Linked DNA regions of Homo sapiens: region 2 is linked to region 1. Evidence: read pairs that join two places in POLR2A ChIA-PET (ENCODE). Cell type or tissue: GM12878. All regions are shown on one strand. Each heading gives the region's core, and the rest is flanking DNA. Links, peaks and the distances in the headings are about the cores only.

Region 1 (12,052 bases), core at 557-8,556:
TTCATGCAACCAAAAAGGCACATTTTCAATTTCTCCATATTAGAAGTGCTATTTATGAAAATTTCCAACTCTTAGGATCATAATTTTACAATTTTTTATTCTTCTCTTTTACTCATTTCTAACTGGCATTCAGATCCTGCTAATTTTTCCTTAACAAGATTGTCTCTTCCTTCTTCATTCCCAGATACAGTTATAATCCTCATTTGGAACCAAATACCTAATTGTAGATTAATGCAAGATCCTTTAATCTTGCTTCTCAATTCTAGTCATTCTCACTTCTAATCTGTCCTATAAACAGCAGCAAAAGCATCCCTGCTTAAGTATCATTTTCAAGGTCTCATTTCCCTGATAAGGAGTCAACTAGATTTGCCTACTGCAACATGGTAGTTAAAAGGATGGGCTTCCGTGCCGGGAAGAAATGAAGAGAAAAGGGAACTCGTATACATTTTTAGTGGGAATGTAAATTAGCGTAGCCATTTGGAAAAGAGCATGGAGGTTCTTCAAAAAACTAAAAATAGAACTACTATATATCTGATACAGCAATCCTACAAATATGCATATGTCCAAAGGAAATGAAATCAGTATGTTGAAGAGATATGTGCACTCCAATATTTATGTGGCAGTATTCACAATAAGCCAACATATGAAATCAACCTAAGTGTCCATCAACAGATATATGGGTAAAGAAAATGTGGTATATATACACAGTGAAATATACCAGACAGCCACAAAAAAGAATGAAATCTTGTTATTCATGGCAACATGGACAAACTTGGAGGGCATCATGCTAGGTGAAATAAGCCAGCCACAGGACAAACACTGCATATTCTCACTCATGTGTAAACTAAAGAAGTTAATCTCATAGAAGTAGATAGCAGAATAGTGGTTACTAGAGGCTGGGAAGGATGTGAGGAGGAGAGGATAGCCAGAGGTTGTTTAACAGATCCAAAAGTATAGCTAAATATGAGAAATTAGTTCTAGTGTTCTATAGCATTGTAGGTAACTATAATTAACAACAATTTATTTTCGAATAGCAAAAAGAGTAGATTTTGAATGTTCCCAATGCGAAGAAATGAAAAATGATTGACGTGAGGGACATGCTAATTACTCTGATTTGATCACACACATTGTACACATGTATCAAAGTATCACACTGTACCCTATAAATATGTTCAATTATTATGCAACAATTAAAAATAATAATAAAAGCAAAAACAAAACAAAACAAAAAACCAGCATGGGCTTTGGGGCCAGAAAAACTTTGTTTAAATCCTGGATTAAACACTACCTGCCTGTCCTTGGGCAAAGTCTCTCTATAAACCTATTTCCTTCTCATGTATTTCTTGTCTCAGTTGGTACACTGCAGTCATTCTAGCCTCTTCTCTCATATCCTGCATGCAAGCAAATGTCAGTTTTTACTTCTTCCTTTTTTTTTTTTTTTTTTTTTGAGACGGAGTCTCGCTCTGTCGCCCAGGCTGGAGTGCAGTGGCGGGATCTCAGCTCACTGCAAGCTCCGCCTCCCGGGTTCACGCCATTCTCCTGCCTCAGCCTCCCGAGTAGCTGGGACTACAGGCACCTGCCACCATGCCCGGCTAATTTTTTGTATTTTTAGTAGAGATGGGGTTTCACCATGTTAGCCAGGATGGTCTCGATCTCCTGACCTAGTGATCTGCCCACCTCGGCCTCCCAAAGTGCTGGGATTACAGGCGTGAGCCACCATGCCCGGCCATTACTTCTTAAATATTTCCAAAATCCATCCTTTCTTCATATTCTCCTTTACCAAGATCTCAATTCAGGTTCTCATTTAACTCTTTTGCTGGACTACTAAAATAGCTTCCCAAATAGCTTCTCCCTGTTTCCGGTCTTGTCCTCCTTAAGTTTATCCTCTGCAGACCCACCAGAGTAGGCTACCAAGTGTATATCTAATCATGTCAATCTCTTACTTAAAACCCTTCACTAAATCCTCAATGCCCATAGGACAACATCCAATCTCCTAAACATAATATATAAAGTTTGCATCTGCTCTCACCTATTGTGTGAGTCTATTATAGGATCTGGTGAATGAATTACTAAATGACAGTCCAATCAAGTGTTCATAGATTATATATGCCATGTATTATGTATTGCATATTACTATATGATCTACATATAAATAAAATTATGTTATATATATCATCTGTATATACAAGCATATAGATTATATATGTTAACTTTAGTTTCAACTTCAAGAAAAGACTTTAAAAATAAAATCCTTGGTAATATGTACTCAGCAAAGGTAAATATTAGACAAAAAGGTAAATACTAGCCAAAAAACTTTAAATTGATCTCAGTGTGGGAGAAGACCAATTTAAATTAGCTGCAAATATTTACTGAGCTCTTACCATATGCCAACCTCTGTTCTACGCACTAGAGATAGAGCAGTGAATAAAATTTACAAAATAACTGTCCTCATTAAGTTTCATTCTATTGTGACAGAGACAACAACACATAAAATTAAAAAGTAAGTTATAATACTTACTCTGGAGAAAAATAAAGCAAAAACAGAGGCTTAGGTATGTGGAAGTGGAAGGGAAGCAAGTAAGGTAATTAGGAAAGGATTCACTGAAAAAGTGAGAGATATGAACAAAGGTAAGAAGGGGGTAAGGGAGAGACAGCCAAGAGAATGATAAATGGAAGAAGGGTGCTTCTGGCAAGGGGAGGTAGAAGGACCTTAAAGCAGGAGCATAACTGCTTTTTGAGAAACATGAAAGAGGTGAGCATGGCTAGAACCTGGGGGATGGGGGAGTAAGTGACGAGTTCAGAGAGATAATAGGAGGCTATACCATGTAAGGTCTTAAAAGTCATTGCAAGGACTAAGTCCCAGTGACTGAGGCAGTCACTGGAGGATTAACAACAGAAGGATGATAGGATTTGACTTTTATTCTAAGACTTCCTCTGTGAAGAGTAAGTACAATCTTTCTCATCTTAGTAATCCGGTATCTGAATGTCCACAATCTTTCTCATCTTAGTAATTTGGTATCTGAATGTCCACTTGTTAACTGGATGTTTTCATTTGGATATCCCACTGTCACCTCAAATTAAACATGTATAAAAAATGATATACTTTTAAATTTCAGATTTCTGTTAATGATAAATGAGATGAACTGCATTACAGATTAATGTCTTAAAAAACAATTTATTAAACCTTCTATGGGGGTGACTGGAGAGGAAGGAACACACAATAAGGAAAATATAGAAGCCTAGTTGGCCTTTGCAAAATTTACAATTTAATATGAACAACCCCAATGCAAGGCAAATATACCAGACTTGCAACAGCCACCACAAAACAAAGTCAAAAGACCAACATGGTTTTGTTACCATCCATTCTAAAACTCAAACACAAAATAAAAATAATCAGTCCATTGTATTACTGGAACTAACAAAATATACACCTTGTTTTCCTGCAGAGATTCACAGAAGCATAAATAAGATTAACCAAAGTTCACATAAGTAAAGAAGTCATATAATTTCATATAAATAAAATGTATTTTAAAATTTAGTAATACAAAAATGAAATAATGCAATAAATTTGTAATAATGAAGCATCAATTCTAAACTTTTCTACAAAAGTAGAAACAAAAGAGAGAAGAAAATGCTGAACAAGGAAGTTGAAAGACATGACTTTAGAATTTGCCCAATTCAAAAGAAAAGAGTTGGCTAACGCTTACTTCATGTTCAGGGGCCATTTTTTGTTTCCTTAGCTGCTCATCTTTTCGGCCTCCAATGAAATTAGGTTATGTCCATCTAAGAATTTATCCATCTGAAATTCTACTTGTTCTCAAAATAATCCTGGGCCTATGTTTTTTTATTACAATGTGCTATAAGTTACAATTATTTTGTCTCCCTTTTGGGATTGTGAACTCAAAGCCAGTTATTAGATCTTTTTATTGTATATCCAATATCTAACACAATACCTAAAGGATAGAGAAACTAAATAAATAGGTGATGAATTAAAAACAATTAACCTATCTTACTAATACAACATTTAAGATTTCTAAAACAAAGATATTTAATTTGTATGGTTAAATATTTTCTGAAATATTTTTAAAATCTTTGAAATTATTTCTTATAATTGAGAAACATGAAATTTCTTAAAATCCTTATTGTCTTTCAATGGGAAAAAAACAGCAAACTGCCTTCTTGGTCTAGAAATTAGGGAATATTCTAATTTTGAAAAAGTAAAGATCTATTATTTTGTAAAAAAACAACCCGTGATATTTCACAGTACTACAAACCCAAGCCATGCTGCAGTTACATGATCTGAATAATACAATCTCACAGATTGAATAATTTTGAGTAATAAATACCTCTGGATCTAAAGCAAGATTCCCATATGTACTACCCTTAGACTACTAGCTGGAGATTCACAACTGCTATATCTGAGATTCTGGGGCTAGGGAGAGCAAACAACAAACAACAGCAGCCAGACAGGCTGGCCTACTGAAATAAGAGCCAAGAGCTGAAGAGCTATGAGACAGTCACCCATAATTTGCTGATAGTATGATTCTGGTATTAACTGCTTCCTGTTTACAAAACACAATAAACAAGGCAATGTAAAACTTCTCATGAGGAAAAACTATTACAGTTGTATTTATGTGAAATGGCTTTGTATTTCGCAGTCAGGGTACTTAAATAAGAATCATTAAGAAAATAAATGCTGGTTTCAGGAAACCAATTTGCATATCACTATTTAAAAAGAGGTAAGGTTTCTAAGTAAAAGTACCCTGTTGATTTAAAAAGAGTTGCTAAATTATACCCAATCTTATGCAATCTCTAGAGAGTAGTTTTAGGAACTAGAAACTACATTTATCTCTGTTCAAATGTACCAGACTAAACCAAACAGGTGAAGGCTAAAGAAATAGAACTGTGCCTTATAATTCAGTTGAATTTAAATTTCTACATAAGAAATCTGTCATTCATTTCTTGGATTTAGCTGAGAACTGCATAATTTTAAAAAGTCCCTGCCAATTAGTTAATAAACATTTCTAATAATATATTTAAAAATGCTTAGCAGGCAGTTAGCACGAAGAAGCATTTATATATAGTGAGAAGGATACTCTGAGAGCTAAATATCCCCAAGTTAATAGTTGTATGAAGGGCATCACACAGGAAAAACATGATAAATAGAGATCTGAACTAGGTAATTTCCAAAAAAATGTTTCTCAAACTGGAGTCCTAAGACACGTAAGGGTCTTTGAAACAAGTTTTCATTTTAGCTGTTCATTTCAATGACAACCAAAATCTTTCTCATGTGGTAAGGAAGGATAGGGACTTCAGGATTTTCACTGCCTTTTTAATAATTGAATAATATTCTATTGTTTGGAGATGCCATATTTTGTTTATCCATTCACCAGTGGATGGATATTTAGGTAGTTTTCACTTTTTGAATATTATCAGTAATGCTGCTGTGAACATTTATGTACAAGTTTTTATGTGGCCATGTTTTTAATTCTCTTGAGTATTTAACTAGGAGTGGAACTGTTAGGTTATACAGTAACTCTTTAACTTTTTGAGGAATTATCAAAGCCAGTTTTCCACAGTAACTACACCATTTAAAATTCCCACCAGTAATGTACAAGGGTTCCAGTTTTCCACAACCTCACCAAATAAAGAGTTATTTCCTGTCTTTAAAAAATTACAGCCATCCTTGAGGGTGTGAAATGGTATCTCATGGTTTTGATTTCTATTTCCCTAATCACTAATGACACCAAGCATCTTTTCTTGCACTCATTGGCCATTTGTATGTCTTATTTGGAGATGTGTCTATTCAGCTCCTTTGCCTATTTTTTAAAAACTAAATTTTACTGTGTATATTTATGATTTACAACATGATGTCATGAGATGAGGATATGTAGTAAAATGGTTATTATATATATTATGATGGTTATATTATTATTGTAAATGAACAAATGAACATATCCATCATCTCCCATAGTTACCCATTTTTCCCCACTATGGCAATGTTTTATTCTCTATCTCTGTATATTTGCCTTTGTTTTTAAAGATGCCTCATGTAAATGAGATTATGCAATATTCTTCTTTCTGTGTCTGACTTATTTCACTTAGCAAAATGTCCTCCAGGCTCACCTATGTTGTGGCAAATGGCAGGATCTCCTCCTTTTTAATGGCTGAATAATATTCCATTGCATATATATATTACAACTTCTTTATCTATTTGTCCACTGAGCAACCCCTAGGTTGTTTCCATGTCTCAGCTATTGTGAATAATGCTGCAATGAACATGGGAGTGCAGACAGCTTTATGAGCTGATTTCATCTCTTTTGGGTATATACCCAGAAAAGGTATTGCTGGGTCATATGTTAATTCTGAGTCATATGTTAATTTCCTTAGGAGTATCTATACTGTTTTTCATAATGGCTGCTCCATTCTAAGTTCCCATCAAAAGGGTACATGGGTTCCCTTTTCTCAACACCTTTGCCAATACTTGTTATCTTTTGTCTTTTTGATACAGGTTGAGCATCCCAAATCTAAAAATCCCAAACCTAAAATGATCCAAAATCCAAAAATTTTTGAATGCCAACATAACACTCAAAGGAAATGCTCATTGGAGCATTCTGCATTTCAGATTTTCGATGCTCAACTGGTAAGTATAATGCAAATATTCTAAAATCCATAAAAATCCAAAATATCAAACAATCCTGGTCCCCCAAACATTTTTGATAAGGGATACTCAACTTGTAACAGCTATCCTAATAGCTGGTAGATGTGAGGTGATAAAGTGGCTTTTACTTACATTTCCTTGATCATTTTATGATGTTGAGCAACTTTCATATACTTGTTGGCCATTTTTATGTCATCCTTAAAGAAATATCTTTTCAGGTCCTTTGCCTGATCTTTATCTGGGTTATATGTTTTCTTGCTATTGAGTTGTAGGATTTTGGGTTGGGTTTAACTTGTCTTTTTATTGAGTCATAAGAGTGCTTTACATTCGGGGTATTAGACCCCTATCAGATATATGACTTACAGATGATTTTCTCCAATTCTGTGGTTTCTCTTTTCATTTTCTTTACAGTATTCTTTAATGAACAAAAGTTTTTAATTTTAATGAAGTCCAACTTATCTACTTTTTCTTCTTTAATAGGTCCAATGTCTGGCCCCCTTAGGGACAGATACTACTGATTGTTATTTTTCCTGTATATGGGCCAAATATTTTTGTTTCTTTGCATGCCTCCTAATTTTTGTTGAATACTAGATATTTTGAAGCTAATTGAATGGGTAGGGATTTCCTGAAATCCCTGGAAACAAAAGTTCTCTCAAAATCCACAATGCCAGGGCCCAAATTGAGATGGTAGTTATCCTTGGCCCAGAGAAGAGACCCTGCTCCCCTAAGCTTCTACCATAAATCACTGCCAACGTTCTTAACCATTATGGCCAAGAATAAAAAGCAAAATCAAATAAATGGATTCAAAGCAATCAATGAATTCTTAAAAATCAAAACACCATTTAATCTTATTTCATATTCTACTATAAAATACTAGATTTTTCTTATAGTGCTTTTTGTAAAAGAGAATCCTGTGCAGTCTTTTAAATTTATTATGCTAATAATAAAGACATTATCAAGGATTTGGTAACTTGCCCTCTAAATGTATCTTAATGTTTGAAACAATATATTTAATACGTCTGTGTTTACCACTAAAAGCTTATTCCACAGACTAAGCGACAATGCTTTTTTTCTTTGCATTAATTTTTCTAAATACAAATAAGTTTGAAAAAAGAAAAGTTTATTTTGTTTTCTATTAACAAATACATAGAAAAAGGAAAACCAAATTAGTTTTAAAACCTAATATTTTCCTCATATTGGCTTCATTTAAAATTTAATTTTAAGATGAAGAATAAACATTTGCCTTATTAAAATATTCCTAGTATATTCACGACTGAGGGAAAATAGCATTGTATCACATATTTGTGGCAGCTATCTTATTAGAACAAATTAGCAAAATAACTCAACATTTCCTTATGAAACTATGAATCCAGTTATCTTAAGAGTGACATAGAGTTATGCAGGTATACTGCACATGTCTTCCAAAATCCACTTTAATTTGTGTTGGTATTTCTTGAGGAAAAATCAGTCGTCCTAACTATAGCTATCTTCAGCTGGTATAAACAAGAATATAAGTATTTAATATTTACTTGCAGGCGTACAAAAGAGTTTTATAAGAGTTTAGCAGAAGCAGCCTTAAAAAAGTAAATGATCATTTTGCTTTGTCATTTGCACAGACAAAACTGAGTGATAAAAATTTCAGTGTTGCTGGGTGCAGTAACATGTGTCTATAATCCCAACTACTCAGGAGTCTGAGGTGGGAGAATTGTTTGAGCCAGGAATTCAAGTGTGGTCTTGGCTACACAGACAGACTATGTCTCTTTTTAAAAAAATAAAATAAATAAATAAAAATTAAAAAAAATTTTAAATGTCTGCCTCTTTTTACTAACCTCTTTCAGAGATTCAGATAATAGTGGGCAGAAAAACAGCTAGAAGCCAGAACCAAAAGAAAATGAAGATCTGCATTAGATACAGATAATCCACAAATGATTATCCAAAATCAAATAACTACATTTACACAAAAAATTACTTCAATATCTAAAATAAAGAATTCAGTCCCAGATCAGAAGCTATTCAATTTTGATCAACTATTTTAGAAACCCATTTCAGAATACAGTATAGTTAAATATATATATCTACACCAATAAAAGAAAAATAAATACACTAAAATCTGTTCTTTAATGGTATATGGTAGAAGAAGTACCAAAGTCATAGAGCCAAATGAGTCAAAATAATTGACCAAAATAATGGAATTGTATTTTGAGGGTGTTATAAAATGATTAAGTCAGACAAACCTCCGGTTAACTTCAGGGTCACCCTCCCAACCTGAAAGGGAAAGGGCACAGATAAAATCACAATATGAGGGCTGGGTGCAGTTGCTCACGCCTGTAATCCCAGCGCTTCAGGAGGCCAAGGCGGGTGGATCATGAGGTCAGGAGTTCGAGATCAGCCTGGCCAACATGGTGAAACTCCGTCTCTACTAAAAATACAAAAATTAGCCAGGTGTGGTGGCGGATGCCTGTAATCCCAGCTACTTGGAAGGCTGAGGAAGAGAACTGCTTGAACCCGGGAGGCGGAGGATGCAGTGAGCTGAGACTGCATCACTGCACTCCAGCCTGGGCGACACAGTGAGACACCGTCTCAAAAAAAAAAAATCACAATATGAGCCAATCTTCACTGACCACATTTATAGAAAAGATATGCATTTTGTAAAGTCCAGCTTAAAACCTAAGTCATCTTACTTGATTCATTTATATTCGGCAATATTTTATTGATATCCACTGAAAAATGAAAAAAAAAATCCCAAGCATTTCATGTAAATGGCTGGTTAAATAGCATCAATATCCTCTTAATGCTAACACTAAATGTGGCTAGCTATATTCCTTCTGCTGCAACGACCAGCTAAAGACTAACTTGGAACAAGTGAAACTCAAATTCCATTTTCCGGGGTTCTCAATAGAATAATAATTATGATAACAAACAGAATAATAACAATAAAAAGAATGCTCACACATTTTAAACTGGAGATGCAGACTTTTAAATTTTTAGAATAAGGACCCCTGCAATTGTCACCCAGTACAGTACTTCTCAAATATTTCGACTATAGGCCACTTCAGTGGTATAAGCATGCTTACCCTTCCAGTTGCCACTTTCACATTATAAAGTCAATAGTAACAAATAATTTGAGAGAAACAAAATAATAAAAAGTTTACAAGTTAAAATGTAAGCCCATTAATATGCATCTAAAGGATATGACATTATATATATATTGAGCATGTAATATATGTTTTATATGCATTAATTCACTTATTTCTCACAACTGCCCTATGAAGTATACATTATTATTTCCATTTTGACAGTTTTATCATACTAATAAATTATGCTCTGATGATGATGATAATGAATACTAACACTTATGTAAGATTTACCATGTGCCTATCACTGTTCTAAGCACCTAACCTATGTTAATTAATTCCCTCATAAACCTTACTAACTCATTTACTCATAAAACATCAGGTAGGTAATATTATAATCCATGTTAGTGACGAGAAAACTGAGGCATGGACAAGTTACTTAATCTGCTCAACAACTTAAGCGGCAGAGGAAGAAATCGGTCTTAGGTAATCTGGTTCCAGAATTTGCATACGCTTTAAGTTATATCACTAACCTACAGTCACATAACTAATAAATAGAAAACCCATCAATATAGCCCCAATCTTTTGCTTTGGCCTCCACATCAAAATATTTCCTTAATATATCCAGTAAGAGCCTTACAGAAAAGGTGACATTAAAATATACCACATCTAAAAACTAGGTAGTATACAAGGTACTCAAACATATAAACAAAGAATCTTTTCTATCCTTAGTCCAAACATCACATGAAAATAAAGTTATTCATATAGCGAATCGTGACTTACCTTCTATCATACGTTATAATATAAAACCAATTATTTCTTATAAGATGTCAAGGACTTTAAAATAAAATGCACTGTTCAATCAAAATCAAAAGTTCTGCTTTTGCAAACCCTAATTTTTGTTCCAAAGTTTATAAATCTTGGGTCCTACAATTTGTGTGTGTGTGTATGTGTGTATAATTCCTTTCAATAACACCTAAATTATCTTAGTGATTCTAGTTTCTAGATTTCCTTTGTTCCAACAGACTTTATCCTGAAAACTCTTTGTAGACTTTGTTATTTAAGATAACCTTTTCATTAAAAAAAAAAAAAAGAAAGAAGAAAAAAGAAAAATCCATGAATCTCCATCCCCTATCACAGCCTTTTTAGGAAGGAAATAGGTGGAAACAGACAATCCTGAAATGAGGACCATTGTACAAAATAGCTGACCTGTACTCTTCTCCAATGTCACTATCATGGAAGGCCCTACTATGAAAAACAAAGAAAAGCTAATAAACTATTCCAGGTTAAAGGAAACCAAACAAATGTGACAACTATGCAATCTATGATTGTGAATCAGACAAATGGTAAAATTTTAATGTGAACTATATATTAGATAACAGCAATAAAAAATGTTGTTTCCTGAATTGATTATTATATTGTGGTTAAGTAGGAAATATTTTAGAGTGAAGGATCATGATTGTCTACCACTTTTTCTCAAATGGTTCATCATTGTCATCGTAATGGTAGAGGGGGAAGGGGAAAAGGAAAAGTAAATACAGAGAGAGATAAAGCAAATTCCATAAAATGTTTATAATTGGTGAAACTGGGCAATGGGCATGCAGGTGTTCAGTCTAGCAATTTTGTAACTATTTGGTACATTTGAAATTGTTTTTAATGTTAAGAAGAAATAGAAAAGATGAAAAATGTCATTATAATGAGGAAAATGACTTTCTTAGAGTCACTCACTGAACAATGAGGAAAGACAGACACCAAGCTAATGTTCAGTCACTGCATTATTCTATCAATTTTCTCCTCCTTTCTCTTTCATAAAGTCGAGGTACTAACATTACTTTCCTGAAAACTCTTAAAGAGATGGCTCTCCTACTTAATTAAAATTTCTCTTTATTATAATACATCCTACTCAGCAAAACTTTCTTTTTTAATCAGAATACTTAATTCATTTATTGCTCCTTAGGGAGAACCAACAGTCCTGATTGGAAACAACAGAAAACATAAATTAATACAGGTTGAGCATCCCAAGTCCAAAATCCGATATGCTCCACAATCTGATGATACTCAAAGGAAATGCTCACGGGAGCATATAGGATTTCAGATTTCGGATGCTCAGCTGATAAGTATACTGCAAATATTTTAAAATCCAAAATATGGAACACTTCTAGTCCCAAGCATTTCAGATATGGGGCACTCAACGTGTAAATACAAATGTATCATCAGTTAATAAAAGCCAGAAACAAAGAGTTGTGTTTGCTCTAGCAACTGATGAAATTTTTTTTTTTTTTTTTTTTTCTGAGAGGAGTCTCGCTCTGTCACCCAG
Region 2 (12,052 bases), core at 1,766-9,765, 67 kb after region 1:
GTTTTCATCAAATGCTCGTCTTTTCAAACCCCTTAGCGACGTTTTCAGTTATTAAATAATTCATTCCTTTCACATTTGAGAACCTATCATGTTTCAGGCACTGTATGAGACACTGGATATATCACAATAAAGAAAACAGCTTTTATGGAGCTTATAAACTAATGGAGAAAAGAGACATTAAATACATGATTGCAAATTGTGTTAATGTGCTAGGAAGAAAAAAATAAAAGGTATTTACTGGGATTTCAAGAAAACTTTTTTTTAATTTTTAAAGAGATCAAATCCCCACAGCTATTGATGGTGGGTAATGGATACATAGAAATGGTGATGGATTCATCATACTCTCTACTTTTGTATATATTTATAAATTCTTAAAATAAAAATTTAAAAATGAGAGAAACAGGAAGAGACCTGAAAGATAAGTAGGTGTTAAAGAAGCAAAGCATGTCAGAGAAGAGTGTTCTCTAGGCCAATAGAAGAGTAGATGCATCAATTCAGAGAACTGGGGAGCTTGGCATATTAGAGGGATTGAAGGAAAGACTAAAAGATAGCCTGGCCTCTAGGAACTATTTTTTAAAAGCCCCACCAAAAACTAAAGAACTCTCACATCCACAAGCTACAGATGGCAGATATTCCAAATAGTAATAATGGAAGCTAACTTTTTGAGCCTTCACTAAACGCCAGGCAGTGTGCTAAGAGTTACTACACTTTATTTCATAGATGTCTTAGAACAATCTATAAGAAAGATACAATTTTTTCCTAGTTTGCAGGGGAGGAAACTAAGGCACAGAGAGATCAAGAAACTTGCCTAGAAATGTCTGATTGCAGAACCTGTACTTTTTCTTAACTACAACCATATATACTGCTTACCACATGTCCAGTTGACATTATTATTATGTTTTACTTAAGAGTTCTAAATTCTTGGTCCATTTCCACAATTAGCTTGGGCTTTGTGCTTAAATTATTTCTTGCTCATTTCACAAAATGGGATAGTAGATTATATATTAAGGTCTTCCTAACTTTTAATGTACCTTTCCAATTACATTACTATTTTTTATACCAGAAGTTTATACTTACAGTATTTTATAGATCATATGATATAATTTAGACAATTATCTAAATTTTGATAATTTATTAATCATTCAACAAATACTGGTCACCTTCATGACAGGTGCTCCACTAGGTGTTAGGAATACAGTAGTAAGCAAAATCGTTCAAAATCTCTGCCTGCATGCTATTTATAATTCAGTGAGAAGAGACAGACAATAAATAAAACAAATAAACAATACAGTATGTTAGAACATGGTAAGTCCTATGGAGAAAATAAATCAGGAAAGGAGCACAGGAATTGCTGATTTCCCCATGCCTATCATGAGCAGGAATTTGTTGGGCACTAGGGCAAATAAAGACAAGCAATGTCTGATTCCCTGCATTGAGCTGACTACAGTTTGGTAAACACAAATATGAGGAATTCTACAAAAGACAAATAAACAAAGTGCCATGGGTCCACACAGGGAAGAGCTACAAGGCAGAAGAAACTGAGTTGCAACCTGGATTTTACTCTTAAAAACTAAAAAGAAAAAAAATTTCCTAAAAAGAATGTGAGACATATTTATTAAATCCACATTTCAAAATTTTATAAAACCTTATTGATAAATATTTTGAGAAGATTTGAAAAAATAGAGACACACTATTTTCCTATTTGAGAAAACTATAATTAAAAATATCAAAGTTATAAGCTTAATACAAATCAAATAACTATAATATGTTTTAGAAGCATAATCTTGTAAGAGTCTCTACTACAATTAAAAAAGTAAATGTAAGAAAAGCCAAGGAAGTCTTGAGAAACGGGAGTACTGAGAGTAGATATGCTCTCATGATTATGAAAAGATACTGACATGCTTTTCTCATTTGCTTTTCCTTCCACTGACTTCCCTCCTATTCTATGAGTAGCATCCATATATTTGGTAAAGTTTAAAAATGAAAAGAGAAAGAAATAGTTAATATTTACCTTATGAATTAAAGAAAGAATTTTACACTAAGATAAAAGTTTTTGAAAGTCTGGTTTTCCCAAAGAAGGAATTTGTTAGACACTAATATTTTCTGGCCAAGATTGAAAAGAGTAGGATTATAGTTTCTTCCACAGTACAGAGCAGATATCCCTTCTGCTCATGACAGTCAGAACATGGGGCCTGTCAATTAGGGTAGAAAGATGATATAAATTAGAAAAAATATGAATTATAGCCCCAAACTCCTGATTCTGGATGAAGGATTGTGGGATTAAAAGGTGAGACAGAGACAGAAGATGCAAGTGACCAATACTCCCATCATCATCTTTCAGGCAGATGGGGCAGAAGAAAAGAATGTCTGATGGAGTAAGGAAATCTGGGAGCTAGAACAGTCAGCTTCACTTCCCACTAAGACTGTACAAAATGACTGCCTTCCAGGAACTTCCCTGACACGTGGCGCGTGTGCGCACAAACACACACACACTTTCATACACACACACACACACACACACACACACACACACCACCAACCTCTTTCCTCTCCCTATGCCTACTCAACAGAAGCTGGAGATAGCCACTCCAAAATATATGCACAGAAACACAGGAAGATTGAGAAGGAATGTGAGATCAGCTCTGGCATCTCCCTTATTTCTCATGTGCCATGGAAGAAGGTACATTTAGGAAATGTACCTTAGGAAACTTCTGTGTGCTCTAAAGTAGTACGGGAAAGGTAACTTAAGATACAGATTGACGACTTTGCCAGAGGGATAAAGTAATTCCATAGCAAGAGGCCTGGAAGAGAGAATACCAGGCTCAGGGGGCCAAGCCAGACTTCAGGCTATCTGTGACACCAGGAAAGATGGACAATGCATTCTAGGAGCAAAAAGAACAGGTCTCAGACAGTTCTGGTAGTACCTCAAACGATAGTTCTGGTAGTACCTCGGTGGCCACAATTCCAGGGAGAGACCAGTAAGAAACCAGAAAAGACAGTAGATAGATTGAGGGTCTTGGTGTGCTTCCACCACTACAAGGTCACACAAGCCAACCCATAAGTCTAGATTCTGTTGTGGGCACGTCTGAGGAAAGAGATAATATTTGAATGAGTAGTATCCAGAAGCTGAAATATCCAAACACAACTATTTAAATTATTGGATAAGACCCAGTTTACCAGATGGGAGTAAGTCTGGTACTCTTCTTCCGGCCATCCAGTGACCAGGGTTCATCAAAAGGAAGAGATAAGAAAAATAAAGAAGCTATATTTTCTTTGCACACCTGAGTATACATAAGGTGTGATCCTACTACAGATTTCATGATGATTATTATATCTGAGAATTCAACAGAAATACCTTGCACATTAGAAACCAATATCACCTTAAGATTAACAGTGGACATTCAATTAAGATGGCAGAGTGAGCCCATTCATCTACCTCTTCTCCTACTAAAGACCTGAGGTCAGAAGGGCCTGGGGGTGTGGGCAGGCCACAAAACGACTGAGTGAAAAAACACCAATGATGGCCAGTACAACTCTAAAGACAAGTAAGTGTCAGCCACAGCATTTATCATGAGTCTAAAGTCTTTGTCTGAGGGCTTATAGTGTGAACTTTGAAATGGAGATAATAGCAGGCTAAAGACAATCTCAACGGAGAGGGGGGAAAAAGGAAGGCAACTCAGAACTAATCAGAACTCTCCCTGCAGAAAAATTCCTTTCCAACAGCAGAAACCGAGGGACAGGGCCCCGCTATTAGCCTTGTCTCTGCAAGTGCATGATAAGAAAAATGAGTCCAGGAACAGTAGCTCACGGTTGTAATCCCAATGAGACTGAAGTGGGAGGATTGCTTGAGGCTGGGAGTTCCACACCAGCCTAGGCAACATACAGAGACTCCACCTCTACAAAAACAGAAAAATTAATGGGTATGGTGGCGAGCACCTGTAGTCCCAGCTACTCGGGAGGCTGAGGTGGAAAGTTTCCTAGATCTTGGGTGGTCAAGGATGCAGTGAGCCATGATCACACTACTGTGCTCCAGTCTGGGTGACAGAATGAGATCCTGTCTCCAAAGAGGGGAGGGGAGGGGAGGGAAAGCCCACCTCTCACTCACCACAGCAAGCGGGAAGCCAACTGCAGAGTCCCATGGTCAGCCATGATGCTCAGTGGGTAAGACAGTATTTTGTAAAGGGGAATAATGAGCTGTACAGAATTACACCAGTTTCCAAGATTTCAAGGGCTATCATTCAACTATCAGCATCAAAAGAATTTAAGGTGTTTATGTGCCCTACTCTAGACTTACTGAATCAGATTTTTGTCCATGGGACCAGGAATCTACATTTTACCTGGGCCGCCAAGCAATGGGTATATACATTCAAGTAAGACAACCACTGATTGTGACCTTTACTTGAAAATACTGTAAAGAAGAAAGCTAACAATCACTGGCCACTTAATAAAAACCAAGAGAGGCAATAAAGTGTAGAAGTAGAGACACAATGACCCAAAGAAAATACAGTAAGGCAACAAAAATAAATAAAATGTTCCTAACTTTATTGGTATCTTGAGAGAGATACAAGAGGCCAGTATATGCACAGAACAACAACAACAAAAATCTGTTCTTATAATAGTCAAGGAACAAGAAGAATTTTGGGAAAATCAAAACAAAAATTATTTTTAAAATGAAATAATGTGACTTTCAGTGAATGTCAAGATGGAATAAGCCCTTTACAGCCTATCTCCCTCACTAATTACAACTAAAAACTCTGGGCAGAATACTAAAAGCAACCTCTTGAAAACTGAAAAATAACAATGTCAGGTGCGTTGGAGAAGAAAGTCAAAATATGAAGAATAACCAATATGAAGGTGAGTTTACTATTTTTTTTTAATCCTTCCTTTATCTACCACTTTGACCTGAGGGTGGGCAGAGTCCCAGAATTAGGCAGCAGACACACATGGCAAAACTCCAGGAGAAACCCCCTCTTTCTAGTGGGTGTAAAACAAGCATCTGTGGGCTACAGTGTGTGGTTTGGAGCAGTACGAGGGGAGTTCCCAGTTTCTTTTTTTTTTTTTTCTTCTCTGCTGACTCTGCCTCAAAGCCAGTCTGTTATGAAGCTGCACTACTGAGGCAGCACATCTGAAAGCCTAAGAGAAACCTGTCCTTCTGTCCTGAGAAACGGGAAAGGGTCCAGGGTAGTAGGAAGAATATGGGAAGAATCTTCACTATGTATTTCTCTGGGGCAAAACAGTGGGGGAGGGTGACACTAAGACTCTAAGAGAAAGAATAACCCCTGCCACTAGTGAAAGGACTAGGAAAAGAGGCTCCTGGGAGCCAGACAGCATAAGGAAAGTCTCTGAGAGGACAGAGATCTAATTCCAAGTTGCATATGTGTAGAAAAAACATAAAGAAGTATAGCAAGCTGGCCAGGCATGGTGGCTCACGCCTGTAATCCCAACACTTTGGGAGGCCAAGGCAGGCAGACTGCCTGAGCCTAGAGTTTGAGAGCAGCCTTGGCAATGTGGTGAAACCCTGTCTATACAAAAACAAAAACAAAAAACAAAAATTAGCTGGGCATACTCTGGGGCTGAGGTGGAAGAGCTATGGAGGCAGAAGTTGCAGTGAGCTGAGATTGTGCCACTGTGCACCTGCGGTCCCAGCTGCTAGGAAGGCTGAGCTGGGAGAATCCCTTGAGCCTGATGGGTAGATGCTGCAGTGAGCCCAGATCATGCCACTGCACTCCAGCCTGAGCAAGAGAGGAAGATTTTTGTCTTAAACAAACAAACAAACAAACAAACAAAAAGCCTCAAGCAATTCTCACACCTCAGCCACCCAAGTAGCTGGGACCACAGGCGCACATCACCGGCCCAGCTAATTTTTTTTTTTTTTTTTTTTTTTTTTTGAGACCGAGTCTTGCTCTGTCGCCCAGGCTGAAGTGCAGTGGCACGATATCGGCTCTTTGCAAGCTCCGCCTCCTGGGTTCACACCATTCTCCTGCCTCAGCCCCCTGAGTAGCTGGGACTACAGGAGCCCGCCACCACGCCCAGCTAATGTTTTGTATTTTTAGTAGAGGCGGGTTTTTTCCATGTTGCCCAGGCTGGTCTCCAACTCCTGAGCTCAGGTGATCCACCCGCCTCAGCCTCCCAAAGTGATGGGATTACAGGCGTGAGCCACCGCCCCTGGCCCCAAATGAATCTTTAACTCAATGCAATCGTAATTAAAAATCCTTCATATGTTTACTTTTTAATTTGATGAATATATTCTCAAGTTAATTTGGAAAAATATCAAAGAATAAAACAGTTTTGAAAAACTAATAAAAGAGGACTTTAAAGCTACAATAACATTAAAAATACATCATAATTATGCTGTGACAGATAATTAGATCAAAGGAACATTAATAGAGACAAAGAAATATACGTGTATATGAAAATCTTACATTGGGTAAACTATACTTTGAAATCTTGGTAAAAATGAAACATTTACTAAATGCTATCAGAACTAATAATCTAGATTTCTACATATCATTTATAAAAATTATGAAAGATTAAATACTTAAAAATATTTAAAGAAGACGAAAGACCAATAGCCAATAAACATATGACAAAAGGAAGTCAAAAATCTGTAACTTAAGTGGCATTCCTTTTTTAATCTTTTAGATTGCCATTATGTTAAAAAAAAAATCTGTGAATGTGTCTGCATTCATTGAGATGTATGAAGCATTTGGAAATTTCTACACTAAAAAAAGAGAAAAAATGTAGAGGAAAAAGTAGATCTGAATACTTAAACATTTCAAAACTTCTATACATAAAAAAAATCACAAAGTAAAAAGGCAAACAGAAAGGGTAAATGTATTTGCACAAAACATGACAAATATTCTTAATATATTCAAAATTCATATATAATGCTACAAAAATTGGTAAGACTCCAATGGATAAGTGGATAGAGAACTCTAAATACAACAAAGAAACAAATTAAAATGAAATGCAATTATCTACATGCCAATTTAGCAAACACTAGGGTGGGGGAACACCCAATGGGATAATGTGGTGAAGCAGGCATGCTCACTTGCTGACAATGAGGAAAGGCTGACACAATCTTACTAAGGAGCAATTTGACATATTAAGAAGAAAGAACCTTAAAAAAAGCCAACAGTATTATTAAAATTTGGGAAAGTCTTCAATTCTAGCCTCACATTTGACAGCTGCATTACAGGAAAAGTCACATACCATTTTGAACACCGGTTTCTTCAATGTAAAATATCAATATCAGTCACTAATTCATAGAGTTGTAATATTTAAAAGAGAAACAAAGCCTGTAAAAACGTCTGAAATACTGCAAAGCACAGGGTTGCCCAATGGTCTGTGAACTTTAGGAAGTTTTCGAAGATCTTCAAACTCTGACTGAACATGTGTGAATGTTTGTGAAAAGATCTACACAGCTTTAAGCAGACTCTCAAAGGGGCCCTGATCCAAAAGAAAACTGAAAACCACTACAGGCATGGAAAATAAGAGAAGGAATTTTCTTCCCAGTGCCCAACTGTTGCCTGACACACTATAGGCCCAAATTAGGAATTCACTATAAAAATCCAGATAGTATTTAAGATGATATTCAACTTACCCTGTTAATTTCTAAGCCCCTCAGAGTAGTATTTAGTGATTTCTGAGGAGATTAACTCATTCTCTGATATAGCTGTAACTGGAACCTGAAATTAGGAAAACAGTAAGTCAATCAATTGGATCTACTTGGATCAATCACATGAAATTAATGCAGTCTACTTTGGAAAATGGGTGGGGGGAGCAGTAAATAAACTTAATATATTTAAAGTACTATTCTGAATTCATTAAGATATGCATAATTAATATATAAACTACACTGGGACATTTCTCTTGAAGCAAACAAAAACAAAATTGTATATATTTTAATAAAATGGAATATAGATAATTAACATTCTACAAAATACTTCTTTTTTATCATTTGAAAAATAATAGCTTTTTAAAAAATTGACATTTAGTAACTATATTTATGGGGTACGGTGATATTTCAATACATATATAGAATGTTTAATAATCAAATCAGGGTAATGGCATATCAATCACCTTAAACATTCATCATCTTTGTGTTAGGAACATTCAAAATCCTCTCTTCTAGATATTTAAAGATACAAACTAAATTCTTGTTAATGATAGTCACCCTACATTGCTACAGAACACCAGAACTTATTCTTATCTAACCTATAATTTTGTATCTGTTATCCAACCTCTCCCAATACCTGCCTCCCGATTATCCTTCCTGCCTTTATTAACCACAATTATCTCTCTACTTATACGTGCTCAAATTTTTTTAGCTCCCACAATATGAGTGAAAATGTGCTATATTTGTCTTTCTGTGTCTGACTTATTTAACTTAATATACAGTCCTCCAGGTTCATCCACATTGCTCCAAATGACAGGATTTCATTCTTCTTTATGGCTGAATAGTATTCCATTCTGTATATATATCATATTTTCTTTATCCATTCATCTGTTGATAGATATTTAGGTTGATTCCGTATCTTGGTTACTGTGATATGCTGCAATAAATATGGGAATATAGATATCTCTTCGACATACTGTTATCCTTTATGTTGGGTAAATACCTAGTAGTGGGATTGCTGAAACACATGGCAGTTATATTTTTAGTTTTGAGGAGTATCCACACTGGTTTGCATAATGGTGGTTCTAATTTATATTCCTACAAATAGTGTATGAGTGCCCTTTCCTCCACATCCTTGCCAGCATTTATTTTTTGTCTTGTTGATAATAGCCATTCTGAGGTGAAATAATCCTCATTATGGTTTTGATTTTCATTTCCCTAATGATTACTGAAGTTTAATATTTTTTCCATATATTTGTTGGCCTTTTGCATATTCCTTTTGAGAAATGTCTAGTCAGATCATTAGCCTATTTATTAACTGAATTATTGGCTTTTTGCTGTTGAGTTTCTTACTTATTTTTGATATTAATCTCTTATCAGAAGAATAGTTTGCAAATATTTTCTCCCATTCTTCAGGTCGTCTCTTTACCCTGTTGATTGTTTTCTCTGCTGTGAGGTTTTTTAGCTTGATATAATACCATTTGTCTATTGTTGCTTTTGTTGCACCTGTGCATTTGAAGTCTTAGCCAGGAAATCTTTGCCCAGATAAATATCCTGAAGCATTTCAGATTTTACATTTAAGTCTTAAACCATTTGGAGTTGATTTTTGTATACGATGAGAGATGAGGGTCTAGTTTCATTCTTCTGCATATCCAGTTTTCCCAGCCCCATTTATTGAAGAGGCTTGTCTTTTCCCGAATGTATGTTCTTGGTGCCTCTGTTAAAAATCAGTTGGCTATAAATATGTAGATTTATTTCTGGGTTCTCTTCTGCTCCATTGGTCTATGTGTCTGTTTTTATGCCAGTGCATGCTGTTTGGGTTACTACTGCTTTGCAGTATATTTTGAAGTCAGATAATGTGATGCCTCCAAGGTCCTCTCCCACCCCTCAGGAATTCTTTGCCTATTTGGGGTCGTCTGTGGTTTCATACAAATTTTAGGATCTTTTTTTCTATCTTTGTGAAGAATGTCATTGGTATTTTGATAGGGCTTGTGTTGAATCTGTACATTGCTTTGGGTAGTATGGTCATTTTGACAATATTAGCTCTTTGTTGATCCATGAACATGAAATATGTTTCCATTTTTTGTAGGACCTCTTCAATTTATTTCATCAGTGTTTTGTAGTTTTTATTGTAGAGATATTTCACCTCCTTGGTTAAATTTATTCCTAGGTGGGGTTTTTTTGTGGTTATTGTAAATAGAATTGCTTTCTTTTCCAGGCTAGTTCATTACTGATATATAGAAATGCTACTGATTTTTGTATGTTGATTTTGTATCCTACAACTTTACTGAATTCGTTTATCAATTTTAAAACTGATTAAAAAAAGTGGAGTTTCTAGGTTTTTCTATATATAAGATCATGTCATCTGCAAACAGAGACAATTTGACTTCCTCTTTTCCAATGTAGATGCCTTCTATTTCCTTCTCTTGCCTATTTGCTCTGGCTAAGACTTCCAGTACTATGTTGAATAAGAGTGATGAAAGTGGGCATCCTTGCCTTATTCCTTTCCTTAAAGGAAAAACTTTCAACTTTTCCCCATTCAGTATAATGTTAGCTGTGGGTTTGTCATATATGGCCTTTAACTGTATTGAGATATATTCCTTCTATGTCTAATTTGTTGAGAGATTTAGCATGAAGGGATGTTAAATTTTATCAAATGATTTTTTCTACATCTTTTGGGTGATCATATGATTTTGTACTTCATTCTGTTGATATGATGAATCACTTTTATTGATTTGCATATGTTGAACCATTCCTAGGATAAATCCCACTTAGGCATGGTGTGTGATCTTTTTGATGTGCTGTTGGATTCAGTTTGCTAGTATTTCATTGAGGATTTTTGCATCTGTGTTTATCAGGAATATTGGCCTGTAGTTTTCTGTTTCTGTTACATGTTATCACCTTGGAGCTGAAGAAGCTGGCAGCCCGAAAAAACCCATAGGCCCAGACTCCCCCCAAAACCAACCAGCCAAACAAAACAAAATCCTGTTCTCTCCAGGCAAAGAATAAGGAAAGAGACAATCCAGACAGAGCACATTATACCTAGCCAAACATCACCAAAAACACAAAAACAGAAGTAAAAAACAACTCTGTGCCTGTAGCTCCCACTCCCACCAGCAAAGGTGAAGTAGGGAGCCTAGATGTCTGCTCTCCTCCGGCTGTAATAAGGCACTCAATTCTCCCCACAATGGTGATGTCAGAGAAGGCCAGTAGGGAGCCAGTCCCTGCCACGTGATAATGAGACCTCCTTTTCCACAGTGTCAGTGAAGACCACATGGAGAGCTTGGACCTTCACCTAGTAGTAACAAGGTACCCTTCTCTCTTTCTGCCACAGGCTGTTTTTGGAGAAGCCTAGCAGAGTCAGGCCTTTCACCATCACACAGTAAAGAGACTATCACCCTGTGGAGGATATGTGGGGAACCATAATGACACATTCCTGCCCCTCCCAGCCAGGGAGAAATCAATGTGGGCAAGAACTCCCATCCATGACCAGCAGTAACAAAGAATCTCTCCCTAAATTGAGTGTCAAGAGAGGCAAAGTAGAGAACCTGGACTTGTATCCCCACAGGAAAGTAATGAGGCTTCCCTCCTTCTCATGCGGGGGCAGGGCCAGAGAAAGCCAACTAAATCAGAACATTTAAATAAGACCCAGAGTGTCAGCATGTAATACTAAAAATGTCCAGGTATCAAATAAAAATCACTCATCATACCAAGATCCAGGAATATCTCAAACAGAATGAAAAAAGGCAATCCACAGATGCCAATACCAAGATGATGGAGGTGTTAAAATTATCTGAAAAACATGTTTAAGCAGCTGTCACAAAAATGACTCAAGGAGCCATTACAGACATACTTGAAACAACAAAATAACTGAGAGTCTCAAAAACAAAGCAAGATATAAAGAACATACTGCAAAGAAAGAAAAGATATAAAGAAGAACCAAATGGAAATTTCAGAACTGAAAAATAGGTAAAACAAAAGATGTAATGGATGGATGCAACAGTAGAATGGAAGGGACAGAGGAAAGAATCACTGAACCAAAATATAGAACAATAGATACTATCCAGTCTAAACAACAGAGAAAAAATAGCCTGAAAACAAATAATTAGAGCCTCAAGACCTAACAAAAGATCTAACGCTAACAAAAGATCAAGCTCTAACAAAAGATCTACCTTCTGCCATGGAATCCAACAAGGAGAGAAGAAAGTGGGCTGGGCTGAAAAAGTGCTCTAAGAAAAAAACCAGACAATTTTCCATGTTTGGCAAAACACATAAATTTACAGATTCAAGAAGCCGAGTGAACCATAAACAGGATAAACCCAAAGCAATCCACATTAAAGCATATCATAGTTAAACTTCTGAAAGCTAAAGACACAGAAAGTGTAATAAAAACAGTAAGAGAGAAATGATAATTTACCTATAAGAGAAAATAAT

The links. ChIA-PET counts read pairs that join two places held together with the same protein. Peaks named below come from ENCODE experiments on the same cell type or tissue, not always from the same donor. Only the 100,000 strongest peaks of a DNase experiment are listed, where the experiment ranks them.
Region 2: POLR2A ChIA-PET joins it to region 1 with 14 read pairs; 2 of 35 experiments call an interaction of 5 or more read pairs at or near these places.

The regions. Positions count from the first base shown.
Region 1 is chr2:24,645,483-24,657,534 of GRCh38, reverse strand. All of the region lies in intron 4 of NCOA1 (nuclear receptor coactivator 1), which reads right to left. Among named protein-coding and RNA genes, the nearest start is that of PTRHD1, 140 kb to the left of the region's middle. In GM12878, for the core only: no CTCF peak of the experiment used is centred there; a DNase peak (open chromatin) is centred at 4,614; H3K27ac peaks cover 1,130 bases.
Region 2 is chr2:24,580,112-24,592,163 of GRCh38, reverse strand. NCOA1 (nuclear receptor coactivator 1) reads right to left here. Exons shown (of 23, transcript NM_003743.5): 3 at 7,604-7,688. Among named protein-coding and RNA genes, the nearest start is that of NCOA1, 95 kb to the right of the region's middle. RefSeq lists an enhancer at 5,424-5,473. In GM12878, for the core only: no CTCF peak of the experiment used is centred there; DNase peaks (open chromatin) are centred at 4,973 and 5,689; H3K4me3 peaks cover 587 bases; H3K27ac peaks cover 2,217 bases.